Regions from separate parts of the Mus musculus genome. Here region 1 is linked to region 2. The links are chromatin loops, found by intact Hi-C in ENCODE. Cell type or tissue: heart. All regions are shown on one strand. Each heading gives the region's core, and the rest is flanking DNA. Links, peaks and the distances in the headings are about the cores only. Region 1 has its middle 8.1 kb from the start of Gm33176. Region 2 holds the start of Gm33280 (a long non-coding RNA gene).

Evidence for each region. A loop is a pair of places that touch in the nucleus more often than their neighbours do. Peaks named below come from ENCODE experiments on the same cell type or tissue, not always from the same donor. Only the 100,000 strongest peaks of a DNase experiment are listed, where the experiment ranks them.
Region 1: it touches region 2 in a loop (2.2-fold over the local background); 1 of 42 quality-filtered maps calls a loop at or near these places.

Annotation. Positions count from the first base shown.
Region 1 is chr1:35,929,784-35,938,116 of GRCm38, reverse strand. No RefSeq gene overlaps it. Among named protein-coding and RNA genes, the nearest start is that of Gm33176, 8.1 kb to the left of the region's middle. In heart, for the core only: no CTCF peak of the experiment used is centred there; DNase peaks (open chromatin) are centred at 2,616 and 4,436; H3K27ac peaks cover 4,128 bases.
Region 2 is chr1:36,131,536-36,139,868 of GRCm38, reverse strand. It overlaps Gm33280 (a long non-coding RNA gene), which reads right to left and starts at 7,884. Exons shown (of 3, transcript XR_003948643.1): 1 at 7,548-7,884; 2 at 5,006-6,982; 3 at 2,648-4,457. In heart, for the core only: a CTCF peak has its summit at 5,057 (motif pointing right); DNase peaks (open chromatin) are centred at 5,088 and 6,018; H3K27ac peaks cover 1,728 bases.

The DNA.
Region 1 (8,333 bases), core at 70-8,069, 200 kb after region 2:
ACAAACAAACAAAAACAGAAAGCAAGCAAGCAAGCAAACAAACAAACAAACAAAAGTGATTACTGCTCTTCCAAAGGACCAGAGTTCTGTTCCCAGCCCTGACATTGGGAGACTCATACTTGCCTGTAGCTCCAGATGCAGGGGATCCAATGCCTTCGTCTAGCCTCTATGGGCACCTATACATGTGTCACAGGTACACATACATATAAAAATAAATAAACCCGGCACAACATCTTAGCACAATAAAAGTTGGAGACAGACAGACAGACAGATAATTTTGTATTGGGAAGATAGCACAGCCAGTAAACACTTGCTCTCTCTCTCTCTGTGTGTGTGTGTGTGTGTGTGTGTGTATGTGTCTGTGTGTCTGCTAATGTCAACCTCCGTTGTTCGTAATAGGTTGTTCATATTTTGCTGCTGCTGCTGCTGCTGCTGCTGTTGTTGAGACAGGGTCTCCCACTCACCTGGAGTTCACTAGTTTGGCTACTAGTCTGGGTTGCCAACAGCCTCAGAGATCTGTCCGTCTCTGCCTTCCTAGTGCTGGAATTAAAAAAAAAAGTGGAGACCCACCATATTTTTGTGGGTCTATTTATGAGTTTTCTAATTTCTAATGTGCTACCTCTGTCTCTCTCTGTCTCTTTAACTTGAGTTCTAGGGGTCAAAACTCAGGTCATTTTATTTGCTGGGCAAACTCTTGACTGATGACCCATCTCATCAGAATCTATTTAGAATCTATTGTACTATGTCCTACATTTCAGTCGATAATCTATTTTTGAGTTGGTTTTTTTATTAAAAAAAAAAACCAACCTTCCTTCCTTCCTTCCTTCCTTCCTTCCTTCCTTCCTTCCTTCCTTCCTTCCTTCCTCCCCCCACCTTCTCTCTCTCTCTCTCTCTCTCTCTCTCTCTCTCTCTCTCTCACACACACACACACACACACACACACACACATCCCAAAGCCCACCAGGCATATTTTTGTGGGTCTATTTATGAGTTTTCTAATTTGCTCTGTTGATTAATGTATCTATCTCTCTGACCATGCTGTTTTGCCTTCTGTACTAAAGCGTTAATGTCAGGCCATTTTCTGTTTTTTTCTGTTTTTTCCATTATCTTTATGTTTTTCCCCCTTATTTCAAGATTATTTGCTTTTCTGCTTTTCCATTTCTGGCTGAAGGCTCCATTTCTAGACTCTCCTGGCAGCTGCCAGCTGGTGTTGGTGTCCAGTGGCTTTCACCTGTTGCCTCTGCACACATATGTCAACGATGCTTTGTCTGACCTATTACTGATAACACAACATTTTTGCAGGCTTTCAGAAGTCCCCAGAGTCCCCTGCCATGGGATTATTGTAAGATAAAGTCTAACCCAAGCGGTTGGAGAGGAATCATGGGAGGCGAGGAGAGATGTTTGCCTGATAACAAGTCAAAAGCACCCTCTTTCACTTTCTTTTTTCTTTAGCTTTTCCTCTTCCTTCAAGTGGCAGTAATTCAGATGTGGTTCCAATTAGGACATATGGTAGAATTAATGAGTCCCTTCTAGTGTATATCATGGGCCAAATTCAGTATAGAGAGAACATGAAATTGTCCTTGAAGATTATAACACCAGCAGCTGTCACCCTCTCGGCACATACTAGATGTCACATAGTGGCTAACACATCCTATCCTCACAGTGACATGAAGGGTTGGCATTGTCTAATTCTGGAAGGGGATTGGAAATATATTTGAATAGAACATGATTTATTTGGTAGAGTGTTTACCTAATATGTATAACGTCCTCATAACCCATGCGTGGTGATACAGCCTGTAATTCCTGTACCTAGAAGACAGAGGCAGAAAAGCCAGAGAGGTTCAAGGTTATATTTGGCTTTATTCTAGGTCAACTTGGGCTGAGACATGAGTGCCTGTGTGAGTGAAGTGTGTGTGTGTGTGTGTGTGTGTGTGTGTGTGTGCGTAGAAACCAAGTGTTCAAATACACGAGTGTGTGTGTGTGTGTGTGAGAGAGAGAGAGAGAGAGAGACAGAGAGAGAGACAGAGACAGAGACAGAGAGAGCAAGCATGTATGTACAGGCACAAATATGAGTGTGTGTGTGTGTGTGTGTGTGTAATAGATTGCTTATGGGAAGGTATGTGTGTGGAAAGTGTATGTGCCTGTATAGGTATGCGTATGAGTGTGTCTATAAGAGTAGAGATGTCCTGGATCCTGGGGTTATCCGTGCTCCCAACTGAGCACTGTTGAGCACTGCCACCAACTTCAGGGTCAGAAGGATTATCCCCTGAGCCCTGGCCCACTCTGGTTCCCCAGATGTGAGGGTGAGTTAAATCACGGGGCCTTAGACTGCTGGATCTTGGGATGGTTTGTAAAGTAACAGTGGATATGGATAAGCAGAATGATCAGTTATTTTTTATATTTCCCAAATAGTAATGTGTCATGTTTAGGAAAAGGTTTCTATAAGGCTGTTTCAAATTAGAAAGGACAATGTCAGCAAACTGCGAGGGGGGAAAGATGCCCGAATCCCAGTGAGGCGCAGGGCTAGCTCATTCATTTGGATTCCATTCTCATGGGATGACTTATCCTTCTCCTGCTAACAGCATCACTGGTAACTAAAGTTAGTCTTGGCTCCAAAATCAGCATGTTATTTTAGAGCTCAAAGCAGGCAGTGAGCGAGCTGTTTGGGGACTGATGACAGCTCTGTCGGATTTGGCTGGCAGGGCCTTTTTTTTTTTTTTTTTTTTTTCTCCACTGTTGCTTGGGTGGCTGTAAGGAGCAGCCAGTGGCCGCCTTGGCGGTCAGCAGCTTGCATGGATGCCCAGAAGTCTTCAGTGGGTTATCAGCCACTTCAGCTTCTGTGGTCTGAGCTTCCTTCCACCCCCACACTCAAGCTGAAGTTCTAATTGCTGAGAGCTGAGAGTATGACCTTATTTGGACATAGGCTGCTTCTAAAATGAATTAAGCTGAAAGCAGGTCACTGTGCAGGCCCCCTACTCCAGTAAGAGCAGAGTCATGGCTGGGAAGGTGGCTCAGTGGGTAAAGTCCTGCCTTACTGGCATGAGGACCTAAGTTGGGATTCCCCAGCATATATATATGCTGGGATATATACATATTTCCGGAACAAACCCAACAAAATCTAGGTGTGCCTACATGCATCTTTGACCCTAATGTGTGGGGAGTGTGGAGGAAGAGAAGAGATGGCAGATCCTTGGAGCTGGCCAGCAGCCAGTCTAGTGGAATCAGAGAGCCCGAGGTTCCAGTAAGAGGACCCCGACTCAGAATAGAGGATGACCTCTGATGTCCACATACATACACATGTACACCCATACGCACACACAGGAGAGACTGGCTAACTGGTCCCCAGATGGAGACAGCTCTGCTACCACCTTGAATTTGGACTTCAGACTTAAGACAATACACCTCTGTTGTTGACGGCACCCAGAGCGAGTTACTTGCTTCTGGGAGTCCAAGAGATCCATGCTGCCCATGTAGGGGACACTTGTTGGATACTTGCCTACATTCTATGGTTTTACAAGTCATGACACTTTTGGATGCAGTCTGGAGAACAATGAGTGAGTCTATTAAGCACGTAGCAATCAAACGTAAAAGGGTAAAGGGTAACTAGCAGATTAAACAGACTGCAAAGCACCATCAAGTCAGGAGATTAAGACACCTAAGAGAGATGAGTGGGGTGGGCCTAGACGGAAACAAAAAGAGGCAGTGTCACCTAAACACCACTTACGGTATCCAGCAGACACAGACCGTGGAAGCCATGTTGAGGCGATCAGCTGGATGTCTTGGCTCAGGGTCTTCTTCTTTCTATGGATAAGAGTCCACCTTCTTGCAGGTATTTTTATATCATGGGATAAACGAAAGTGACATCTGTTAGAAAGGAAGCAATGTTTTTAACATCATTAACGGTTTGCTTTTTCTTTTTCCTTCCATGTCACAGACGTAGGAGGGAAGCTGCCTCAGGACAGAGAGTTTTAGATTTGAAACATGCGGGAGTCTAGGACAAGATAAGTAGGCAGACTCTCAGAGTCTGTGTTCAGTAAGCATGAAAGGCACATGATAGTTACTGATATGACACATAAGTGAAGTCCCTACTCTGATGATGAGGACCTGCCCCCTCCCACTGTGGCAGCCCAGAGCCACACTCTCTCCCCCCACCCCCTGCCATCCCCCAGTCAAAGCCCTTCATGTCCTCTGAGACTTTGCTACCTCTGGAGGCAGTCTTATATGGAAGTGACTCATCACGTCTCTGTCCAATGGGCAAGGTTTCCAGGTAGGACAGTTCGCAGCCCAAGGAGCAATTGTTTAGTTACGTGACTATGCGAAGTTGGATTGGGTCACTGCTCTTGTTTGGCTCAGTGACCTAGAGATCATGACCGTAGTGAGAGGTTGGCAGAGGACAAAGACTTCTGGGAAGAGGAAGAAGGCAGCTGAGGACAGAGGAGGGAGGGCCTGGGCTGCATCTGCAGTGGCTCCGAGCATCCCTGGGATCCATCCAGGACCACAATAGGATGATTTCTAGGGATCTGGCAGAGATGTGTTACAGGCTGATGATGTACTGGCCTTCCTCCAGTGACCTCTGGGTTAGCGAGGGATACCTTCAGAGATGTCCGGCAGCTACTGTGGGTCTGATATGCAGTGAATGAAATGACTCCACTTGTCAAAATGATAAAAAATATTTTATTGACTGGGCGGCAGGTGGGTAGTGGGCTGGGTGATAACTACAATGACCCTCTTCCCCCAGCCTTCCAGCAGTGATCTCAGTTAGATGCAGGCATATGGACCATGGTAGCTTTGGTTTGTTTTTCTGCACTCTGTGTGTGTTTGTGTGTGCAAGCATGCATATATGCATATGTGCATAATACATTACACATATACATATACATAAATGCATGTGTTTAGTCACATGACTATTGGGTTGGGTCACTCACTGCTCTTGTTGGCTCAGTGACCAAGAGTTAGAGTGAACTTAGTTGTCATTTCTCAGGTTCTACTCACCACCTTGTATTTTTAGAGACAAGGGTCTCCTATTGACCTAGAATTCATGAAATAGGATAAGCTGGCTGGCCAGCGAGCCTCTGGGATCTGCCTGCTTCTACTGCTTCTACCTCCTTAGGACTGTGATTATAAGTGTCTTTTTTTTTTTTTTTTTAAGATAGATTCTGAGAATTGAACTTGGGGCCTGTGATGGTTTGAATATGTTTGGCCTACAGAGTGACACTATAAGGAGGTGTGGCCTTGTTGAAGGAAGCATGTCATTGTGGGCATGGGCTTTAAGACCCTAGCTGCCTGGAAGGCAGTCTTCTCCTAGTGGCTTTCAGATGAAGATGTAGAACTCTCAGCTCCTCCTGCACCATGCCTGCCTGAATGCTGCCATGTTCCCACCTTGACTGAACTTCTGAACCTGTAAGGCAACCTCAATTAAATGTTGTCCTTTATAAGAGTTGCCTTGGTCATGGTATCTGTCTGTTCACATCGGTAAAACCCTAACTAAGACAGGGCCTCATGCTTGCAAGGTTAGAACTTTACTAGTTGGGCAGTATTATCATTGACTATTGTTTATGTGTGTGGGTGCGTGTGTAGAGACCAGGGGACAACTTTGTGGAGCTGGTTCTCTTCTCTCACCTTTACATGGGTTCTGGGGGTCGAACTCAGCTCATCAGGCTTGTGTGGAAAGTGCATTTACCCATGGAGCCATCTTACCAGCTCCTCATTGTTGATTGACATCTGCTCCCTTTGTCTTTCCTCCTCTGGCAAAGCCCTGGGTGGCCAAGGCCTCTGAGTTTCCTTCCTAGGATTTCTTGCTGTCATAGAGCTGTAGGATTCGATAGGCCATGTGTTCTGTATGGTTCTTTTCTTCCCATTCGTGGGCACAAATACTTGTGCCCTTGAGCCCTGGACCTCTGCTGGTATCCCTGCTATGACCATGTTGCTCATCTATGCTCTTCTTGCTGCAGGTTGGTGGAGTCAGGGCTTGTCTGGGATGGGGACGTTAGATTCTAGAAAATAGAGATGGGCAGCTGAGGCAGCCAATTGAAAGGCACTAGGAGAAAGTACAGAAGGGGTGTGGTCAGCAGCGGGCAGCAAGGCAGGAGCAGCAGAGGGGTTGAGATGGGAGACATAGGAACACCATCTCTCAGGGCCCGAAGAGCTGCCTTGACCTGGGCCACATGCATTAATGCCTCTTGAACAACTGCTCCTGCATCTGCATTCAGGGAGATTCCTTTCCAGAGTTGGGAAAGGCTGCCTGGATCCAAACCAGGAGTGGCTTCATTTCCATCAGATACCTAGTGGGACCTAGGGAGCCATTCTGGAGAAGTCTCTGCCTTTTTGGAGTGTAGGTTAGACTGTGAGGGGCTCAGTGAGTTGTCATGGGATGGGCATGGTGGGCACTAGCAGCCAGGACCTGCCTGGCCCTCTGTCTTTCCCAGCATTCTCTTTGTTCTTGTGTTTTTCTCTGCCCATCATTCTTTTTTTGGGGGGGGCGTTGGAGAGTGAGGGTTTCTCTGTATAGCCCTGGCTGTCCTGGAACTCACTTTGTAGACCAGGCTAGCCTTGAACTCAGAAATCCACCTGCCTCTGACTCCCAAGTGCTGGGATTAAAGGTGTGCGCCACCACTGCCCAGATCTGCCCATCATTCTTAGCTCTCCCAGTCTTTATCTGCCTGTCCTGTCTTCTTTGGTGTGTTTCACATGCATCTCTCTAGTCAGGCCCCAGTGGTTAGCACAGCCCGCCTGGGGCATCTGAAGACTGTCCAGACAGGACACCTGAAGGAGGGACACAAAGGGCCTGGGGCGTTCAGGGAAAGTTTGCCCCAGGAAGTCATCAAGATCCTGAAAGGACCAGAGCAGGGCAAACATGGACTCCGCCCAAGGTGAGTCACCCTTGGACTCACAGGTGTGATTCCTGAGAGAAACCTTGAAGCTTTGCTTATACAGATGTCAAACAGCAACCGTTTACGTGCACTTTAGGGGCGTGGCTTGCTAAAATATGCCAGCAGGTTAATAATTTTCTGAAGGTGTGAGAGAACAGGAGAAAATGTTTGCCCAAGAAGCATGTGTGCGAAAAAGTGGGCTTACAAATTCATACCATGCTTGCAATTTTGGTTTGCAAATGAACAGAAGTTACGTTCAAAACAAAACAAAAACAAACAAAAAACAACAACAAAAAGAGACAAGTGTGAAGCATATTAACATAGGAAAGGCCAGTCTTTACCTTAAATCCCTTTTTTCCTTTAAAAAAAATGTATGGGTGTGTTTGTGTGTGTGTGCTCGCGAATGTGTGTGCACATGTGCATACATGCACCCATGCTGTGTGCTGTACTGGCACATGTATACACACCTTGGCAGGGATGTGACTGCCAAAGAACAACTTGAGGGTGTAGATTCTCTCATTTCACCATCTGGGTCCTGGGGTCAAACTCAGGTCATCCAGAAGGAGGCCAACCCACAGGCCAAACTATATTTTTTATTAGAGATGACTATTTTAAAATGAAGAGGAAATGGAATGTTCTTACCATATTGGCATGTGTGGGTGTTCCTGAATTCATTCGTCCTGGCCTATAAACCTCCCAGAGAGAGCATGTCCAGACACAGCTTGTGCTGAACTCTCGGGCCAAAAAGAGACAGGTCAGTCATTGCCCTGGGGGTGGGGTATAGCCATCAAAAGGTTTTTACCAAGCACACGAATTGACAAGACAAGATGCTTGCAACAAAACCTGACACAGGTGGGCATCTGTATCTGTGGGTTTAGCATTTGTTAGCATTTCTCTGATGGAAGATATGTAGAGAATAATTATGTCTGTGTCAAACATGTATAGCTCTCTATCCTCATATCCCCTAAATAGACTGGTTTGTATTGTATCAGGTGTCGTAAGCAGTGAAGGGATTATTTAAAGCACCTGGGGTATGTATGTTTGTCATACGTGAACACTTGAGCACCCATGGACTTTGTCAACTGTAGAGGGGCCCGGAACCAATTGTCTGAAGATACCAAGGGATGACTGAACAAAAAGCAGGCTGCAGAGCAGATCACCCCACTGCAGGAGAAAGGTGACTTAATTGGTAAAGTACTTGCTTTGCAAACCCTGAGTTTAATGCCCAGAACCCAGGTCAAAATTCTGGGCATGGTGGTGAGCTCTTGTAACCACAGCACAGGGTGGACAGAGGCAGGGGGATCGCTGGGGTTCAGTGACCAGCCAGCTGAGCCAAACCAATGAGTCCAGGTTTATTTTGAGAGACTGTCTCAAAAAGTAAGGAATGTTGAAGCTAGGGAGATGCTCAGTAGCTAAGAGCACTTGCTGCTCTTGCAGAGGACCAGACTCCAGTTCTTAAGGCCC
Region 2 (8,333 bases), core at 69-8,068:
GAAGTCACGAAGCCTGAGAGGTTGGGAGGTCCCAGGGTCTGGCCACAGTGAGTCCTACAGATCTTGGGCCAACAGCCAGGCCCCCAACTCTGGGACCCGCCCCCAACTGAGCCTGGGTGACCAATGTGGTGATGACCTTGAGAGGCAGCAGAGCAAAGCCTCCAAGTGTGCTGCAGACCCCTCACGGGGTTCCTCCAGAGGCCTGCAGGTTCTGCCCTCCCCTTGTCTGAGCTGCACGAGTGGAGCTGAACAGTTTGGCCGCTCCAGGATCAGTGCACACTTGAGACTGATGTGCCCTTGCTGAGGTGGCAGTCAAGGCCTGGTGCCTGTGGGGTGGAGGAGCTTAGTGGGCAGCAGAAGCTTCTACAGGGAAATGAAGCTTAAATACAACCTGGCAAAGAAGCGGGAGCTCTGTGTCGCTGTGTGTTTGGTTTTGCTTAGGGGGGGGACTGGTTGTGTGTGTGTGTGTGTGTGTGTGTGTGTGTGTGTGTGTGTGTGTGTGTGTGCATGCACCTACTCTTCAGGTGTCCTCTCCTCTGTTTGAGACAAGTCTTCTCTGATAGAACCCAGCAAATAAACTAACGAGCAATCCCAGAGATCTCCCGTCTCTGACTCTTAAATTTCGCTTGTTAATTCCTTATTGCTCTTAATGTGTCCCACATTTATATCTTTATTCTCAAGTTTTAATTATAAATGTATGAGTACTCAAGGCTCACAGCATGAAAGCTTGAAATATAAATCTCTCAGTGATGATCACAATGAGTATACCATACCTGTCACCTTAGACATCCGAGATGGTTTTCTAGCTGGAAGGTCATCTGGGCGGTGTCCACCATTACCCCAATTCAGCTCCAGCTCAGAGCTTCTCAAACCTTTCTCATCCTAGGCTCCTTCTGCCTGAAGAATTGTTTTTTTAAAGATTTATTTATTTCATGTATGTTTGTGCACTATCACCGTCTTCGGGCACACCTGAAGAGGGCATCCGGTCCCCATTACAGAGGGTTGTGAGCCACCATGTGGTTGCTGGGAATTGAACTCAGGACCTCTGGAAGAACAGTCAGTACTCTTAACCACTGAGCCATCTCTCCAGCCCCTGAAGAATTTTTATGTGTCCCTGAGTATAGAAAATAGGTACACACACTAGACATTTATTGATAGTAAATCATTGTATTTTAAAACATTGTCTGGTATAAACATAATTTTATCATTTGTATTAGTTACCTTTATATTGCTGGGATAAATCATGATGACCAGGCCAGCCTGGTCTACAGGGTGAGTTCCAGGACATCCAGGGCCACACAGAGAAACCCTGTCTCAAAACAAAACTAAACTAAACAACCCACAATGACCGAGGCAGCTTTCTTTTATTTGCGCTTATGGTTCCAGAGGAGTCAGAGCCTGTCATGAGAGGGAAGCATGGCAGCAGCCTGGAGCAGAAGCTGAGGGCTCACATTTTGAGCTGCAGACAGGAAACAGAAAACTAGCAATGGGGCAAGTGAAACCCAGAAAGCCTCCCTCAGTGACAGGCAGGTGCTCCGACATGACCACACACCCTACGACTCCCCACACAGCATCGCCAACTGCAGAGAAAGCAATCAAATGTGTCAGGTTGTCGGTGGTGTCTCATTCCAACACCCGCATTCCATTCCCTGGCCTCCCCCATAGTCTTGTGACCTCATAAAAATGCAAAGTTCGTGAAGTTGAACATCAAATGTCTCTTCTGAGACTCAGGGCGATGTGTAAAACCGAAAAGCAAATAACAGACTTCCCCCATACAGTGGTACAGGACATATATCACTGTTCTGAAAGGAAGGAGTCCGCACAGAGAACATACTGAACCAGAAAGGAAGACCGAAGCCCAGCAGGATGAACTCAGTTCTCTAGCCCCATGTCCTGTGTCAAAGGGCTTAGGTGCCTCTGCCCCTCCAGGCTTGCCGTCTGCAGCATACGTGCATCTGGTGGGCTGGCTCCACTTCGTGTGTGCAGCTCTCTTGGACAGCCATTTCACAGCCCCAACATCTTCCAACATCTCATCAAGCCACCACAGCACTCATTTAAGACAAAAAGCAAAGTTGTGTACTAATAAGGCCCATGTGCTAGTTTATCTAGTTAAATGTTAGCTAAATATTTGATGCTATGGGCTGAAGGTAGCTGTCGGTATTCACTTCACATAATGCATAATACAAATGGTAGATGTGTTAGAGCCATTTTCAGAAACCCCTGGAAATTCTATTCTAATTTTGTGTGTCTCTCTCTCTCTCTCTCTCTCTCTCTCTCTCTCTCTCTCTCTGTGTGTGTGTGTGTGTGTGTGTGTGTGTGTGTGTGTGTGTGTGTGTGTCTGACTCTCAGTACACAATGTGGAAGTCAGTGGGCTGACGGTCCTCACCTTCCACTTTGAGATTGGGTCTCATTCTCCACTGTATTTGCCAGGCTCCATTGGGAGCTGCTGGAAAGTCTCCTGTTCCCCATTTCCCTGTCAATGCTGGGGTAACAGATAGATACCCTTTGACATCTCCCTTTTCTGTAATGTGGCTTATAGAGATCTCAACTAGGTTGTCCGTCTTGTGCAAGAAGTACTTTAACCATTGAGCCAGTTCCCAAGCCCCATCTTTTCTTTCTGAATTTTAAAAGATGCAACTTGAGCAGCAGTTTTAAAATATTTTTAAGCTTGTGTGTATATGTGTGCGTTGTGAGCCTGTGTGAGTTTATGTGTACTGTGTGTATAGGTACAACCAGAGGAGGGTAGATCCCCTGTACTGCAGTTACAAGCAATTGCAAGCCCCCTGATATGAGTGCTGGGTCCTTTGCCAGAGGAGGCACTGTTAAGCCAACAAAGAACCAACACATCCAACCAATACAATACAAAGATGGGTTGATGCATGCTGGGAAATAGGGGTAGACATGTGTTAAAGGTGCATTTTCTGTACGTAAATCATTAAGTTTCATATGCAGTGTTCATTGGCTCTGTTCGGTGTCGCCAGTGCACGGTTCGATTGTTGTGTAGAACTAAGGCTGCAGTGAGCAGAGGCCATGTCACCAGAGATATCCTGAATTCATCACACTGGTTTGAGAATGCCTTATAGGAGTTAGCTTTCCTCTCAGAAATTGAACTCAAGTCATTAGGCCTAACGGCAGCTCTGTGATAGCTTTTCTTTTTAACACCCATTTGATTCAAACAGGAGGCTCTGACTAGAGGTCTGCCCTCTAGGGTTGCCTGTTAAGGTCAAATTAATCCCTCAGCCACTTCTCTCTTGGGCTCACACTCCAGACCACCGACCATATCACCCTTGAGCCTCGTCTGGACACAGAATGGCAACTAATGTCCTGTGTTTGCTGAAACCATTCAAATGATGTCAGGTTAAACCTGCCCACCCTGCCTCACCTCCTCCTTCCCGTGAGCCTCAGTGGAGAGGTCACCCCGTTTCCTGCCGCTTAGTCAGCTGTTCCTCCCAGAACAGTAATACAAAACTAGATTCTCTGTCTCTGTGTCTCCCCATCCCACCCCAGACTAACCTCAGAGTCTCTGTCGCCCGGATGGCCTTAAACTCCTAATCTTGTCCCCTTACTCCTCAAGTGCTGGAACCCAGGGCTCCACACATGCTAAGCAAGCTCTCCACCAACCTTAGTTCTCCCCAGGACCCACACCCATCACTAATCCTGGTTTTGCTTTTTCTGGGGTTTCCCCCCACAGTGCTGGGACTTGAACTCAGAACCTCTGCCATGCCGAGAACATGCCCTGCCATGACCTATGCCCCCAGCACACTGTCTTTTTAGAAACATATAAAGAAGGTCATAGCCACACACTAACACTTTTCTCATCGCTGCAACAAATGACAAGAGCCACCTAAGGTTTTACTTTGGCTCCCAGTTGTGCATCCACGGTAGGCAGTGAGGTTGTGCAGACAGGAGCTTGCCGCAGCTAGTTACATTGTAGTTTGGTAGAGTATGTCATACTGAGTGCCTCTTCACATAGTGCATCTTACTCTAATCATATTTACGCGCAACTATATACAGGCAGAAGATGGTAAAGGTCTACCTCCAAGGTCTCTCAACAGACACAATGTGCCTCCGCGTGTATACCCCAGAAACCGGCGCTTCTCTTCTTCCTACTGGATACATTGGGAGGAAAGTTAAGTAGAAACGGTCTAATGTGATTGTCATTAGGAGTGAGAAATCTGTACTACTCTTCAGAGAGTACACACAGTGCTTGGAAGGCAGGGGTTTGAGGAGGTTCTGAGGAAGCCAGATCCACTGTTTGGAGAGGGATGAGTGTGCACGTAGTCAGTGCAGAAGGCAGTAGGCTACTGTGCATTGTCAGAAGGGGAGTGGGTCTCACTCAGTCCAAGTGAAGCTGGGTTACTTAGTCTCTGTGTGTCCTCGTGGTAGGTCTCTTCCCTCAGTTTCCTCAGCAACTGGATCTTCAGGATACTGAAGTGCCTGGATGGCAACATCAAATTCTTCTCCAATGAATCAAAGAAAAAAAATCAAAAGGGAAATTTGGAAATACTGTGGTATATTTAAAGTGAAAATACACCACGTGAAACTCCTGAAATGTAACTGGGAAATGTCTAGCTGTTAATGGCCATGTTATAAACCAAGAGGGCTGTGAGCATCTGCGTGGTAGAGCATAAGTCTCTGAAGTCAGTCCTCAGCATGGAAGAGAAAGCCTCAAGTTCACTGCCAACTGAATGTCTTAATGAAATGCAAGAGTGTGCTAATTATTAAATGACAAAAGGGAAGGATAAGTATCAATGAAACTGAAATTACTTCCTAGAAAATGTCAAAATTGAGAAGCCTTCAGTAGACTGATTGGAGGGGGGGTGACGAGAGAGGGAGGGAGGGAGGGAGAGGGAGAGAGAGGGAGAGGGAGAGGGAGAGGGAGAGGGGGAGGGGGAGGGGGAGAGGGAGAGAGAGAGAGAGAGAGAGAGAGAGAGAGAGAGAGAGAGAGAGAGAGAGAGAGAATGAAAATATTCAAATAATCAAAAGTAGAAAAAGTTATTACTACCTATTCCTCAAAGAGCTATGGTAGTGGATGCATTGCAGTACCGGTGAAAGCCACAAGAGGGCATCAGCTCCCCTGAAGCCAGCGCTATAACGAGTAGCTCTGCTACTGTGCAGTGTAGATGCTGGGACCAGAACTCTAGTCCTGTGGAAGTTGCAGCAAGTGCTCTTCACTGAGCCACTCTCCAGCCCCTGCCACCTGCTTTTGGAAGAAGTATATACATTGACAATTGCAGGGCCTGTAAATGTGAAAACTATCAAAACTGACACAAAGAGACAAAAATAAAATCATGCAGGACCTAGAACAAAGAAGGAGATTGAAGCAGTGCTTATAATAATGCAAAAACCCACAACAAAGGGAATGCCTTTGCAGAGGTTAATTTTGTCAACTTGATTAAGAAGTATGCAGGAGGGTCCATGAGTTGGCTCAGTGAGGGACACACTGTTAGGCGAGCCTGACTCCTGAGTTTGATCCCTGGAACCCATGGAAAGATGAAAGACCCTTTCCTTTATGAACCGCTTCATAAAGCTGTTCTCTGATGCCCCTTTCCCTGCAACACCCTTGAGTCTCTATATGTGCACATGTGCAAACACACACACACACATGCACACATTTTTAAAAAGCACCTAGTATGTGGTGAGTTTTAATAGTCTACTTGACACAACCAGGAATACCTGGGAGGGGCTTCTCAAGGGATTCTGGGGGATTACGTAGCTTACATTAGCCGGTGGGCATGCTTGTGAGGGAGTTTCTTAATTCAGTGAACTGAGGTGGGAAGGCCACCCTGAATGTGGGGGACAACTACAAAAATATTAATTTCAGGGCTGAGGTGGAGGCCCTTCACTGAATGAGACAGAGTGAGCTCAGAACAAGCATGGGTGAATTACTCTCTCCCCCTGCCACCTCGATGGGCTGTGACCTGGGGTTTTGAGCCAAATCAACATTTTCTTCCTTAAGTTGCTTTTGACAGGGTGTCTTTATCACAGCAACAGGAAAAGAAACCAAGACTCCTGGGAGATTAGAGAAGCACAGATTTCCGTTCACTGGTGAATGCAGAAGTTGGGGCCTGTTGGAGGAAGGTCACTAGAGGTACATCCTTGGCTATATCTTCCCATGACCCCTTTTGATTCTCCTCTGTTTTTTCTTGGTAAGAAACAGAGAATCAGAAAGTAAACTCTGAAATTCATAATTAGTTGACATGTGTTTTGTGTGTGGGTACGCGTATGTGTGGGAGTGCATTGTCTCATGGTCTGTGTGTCACCAGGACAACTTGTGGGAATCAATTCTCCCCTGATATGGGCTCTGGGCTTTAAAGTCCAGTTGTCAGGCTGCTGTGTGACAGACTTTTCCTGGGGAGGCACAACATATGCACATCCACCCATCCCAGAAAGGGAGCCAACAACAACAACAACAACAACAACAACGGCAAAACCCAAAGACATAAAGTACACACCAAAGGGCATCAACTCAGAGTGACAACTGGATCAGAAGAAACACTTATGGTCCTGTAGGTGATACAGCTGTCCAGGCTGATGTCCCTTCTTTGCCGTTACTGTTGTGTGCACATGTGGTGAGTGTGTGAACACAGGCACGCGGTGCCACCCACGGGAGGGGAAGTGTGTGGAGAGCAGCTGTCTGAAGCGGTTCTTTCCTTCCACGGCGACATCAGGGAGCAGTCAGCTTTTCATTCTTGTCCAGGAAGCCCTTCACCTGCTGAGGATCCAGCTGCTCCTCCTTGTAGGCGTCCACCATTGCCCCCTACTAGAACTTAGTGTAATGCAGACAACTACCAAAATAATAAATTAGAGGTCTGGAGAGCCAGCTCAGTGGTTTAGAGTGCTGGCTACCCTCCCAGAGGACTAGGGTTCAAATCCCAGCACCCACGTGGTGGCTCACCACCGCCTGCAACTTCAGTTCCAGGGGATCAAACACCCTCTCTGGCATTCGTGGACACTGCACACAAGTAGTACACAGGCATACCTGCAAACAGAAGATTCATAACGTAAGATAAGAACTTAAGAAATCAATTTAAAATTGAAGTGACATTTCTGTGAGGGGTAGCGTGTGTGTCCCTGCCATTCATCCCGGCATGCATGTGAAGGTCAGAGAACAGCTTGCCAAAGCTGGCTCTTTAGCTTCTTTATGTGGCTCTCAGGAATTGAACTCAGGGTTGTCAGACCTGGTAGCAAGTACTGGCTGAGCCCTGTCACAAACTCACATAGACAGACAGACAGACAGACAAACAAACAAACAAACAAGCTCCTATTTGTCTTGAGTTCTGTGTGAGGCTATCTTTCCCTGATATCTCCTTATCCCCACTCCCACTCAGCTCACTGAGCCCTAAAGTGTGTCCCCAAGGCCCCTCCTAAGGTCCATGTCTCCTACTGGTACTTAGAGATGTCTCCATCGTTTCCATGGTCCCAGCCCACTGCCTCAGTGCAGCTGGCAGCTTCCAGCATCCTACTGACCACGGACCACAAGGCAAGGGCGGACCACATCTGCGGCCAGGCATGGTCTCACCCAGCATTGTTTTTTGCCAGGTTACCTTGGAGTCTGTCTGGCCTGCTCCTCATTTCACAGTGGGTTCTACCCTCTGGGTTTTATTGCTGATTGCAGATCACCCTGGCAGCCACTGAGGCCCAGAGGGCACTTCTTTCCTCCCCAGCCCCAGGTCTTTTGCAGTCTCCATTTGGCTGACTGCTACCTCTATGGGTCGATTTGGCTCCGCTCTGTCTGGAAGTATTCTTGTTCAGAGATCCTTCATGCGTCAGGTATCTTAGTTCTCTTTCAGCTATGCCCAAGCTTTCTCCCGCACCTAATGCAACAATGTTATTAGCTTATCAGTGTTCACTAAGTACAGTGGACCAAACTACTTAACATATGAGCCTGGTCGCTTTCTGGGTCCTAAAGCCTGACATTTTCTGAGATACTAGATAGTGACAGTGAGAGTGGGGTACCCGGCTCCCATCCCTAGTGGGACTCGCCCTTTCCCCAGCACATATAAAAAGCAATATTTGTGTTCAGGACTGGGTGCATACCTGTGGCTAGGCCATCCCTGTTGGAGAAGCGGGAATCACACAGGCAGACAGCTATGGTGCAACTCCCTGCCTCACCATGCTAGAACTAGCAAAGGAAATTCACTCGAGATTCTTTTTAGACTTAAGCAGTGCTGATGGGTCCTGAAGTTTAGCTGAGCCAGTGGAAGAGACAGGGGCAAGTGACTGTATTGTGGGCATTGCACTGAGCTGTGCTGAGTGCCCAGAGCACACAGGGTCCTGGCAACTAGAAACGGCCTTAGCCTAAGTCTTACCTTGGCTGGATGTGGATGCTC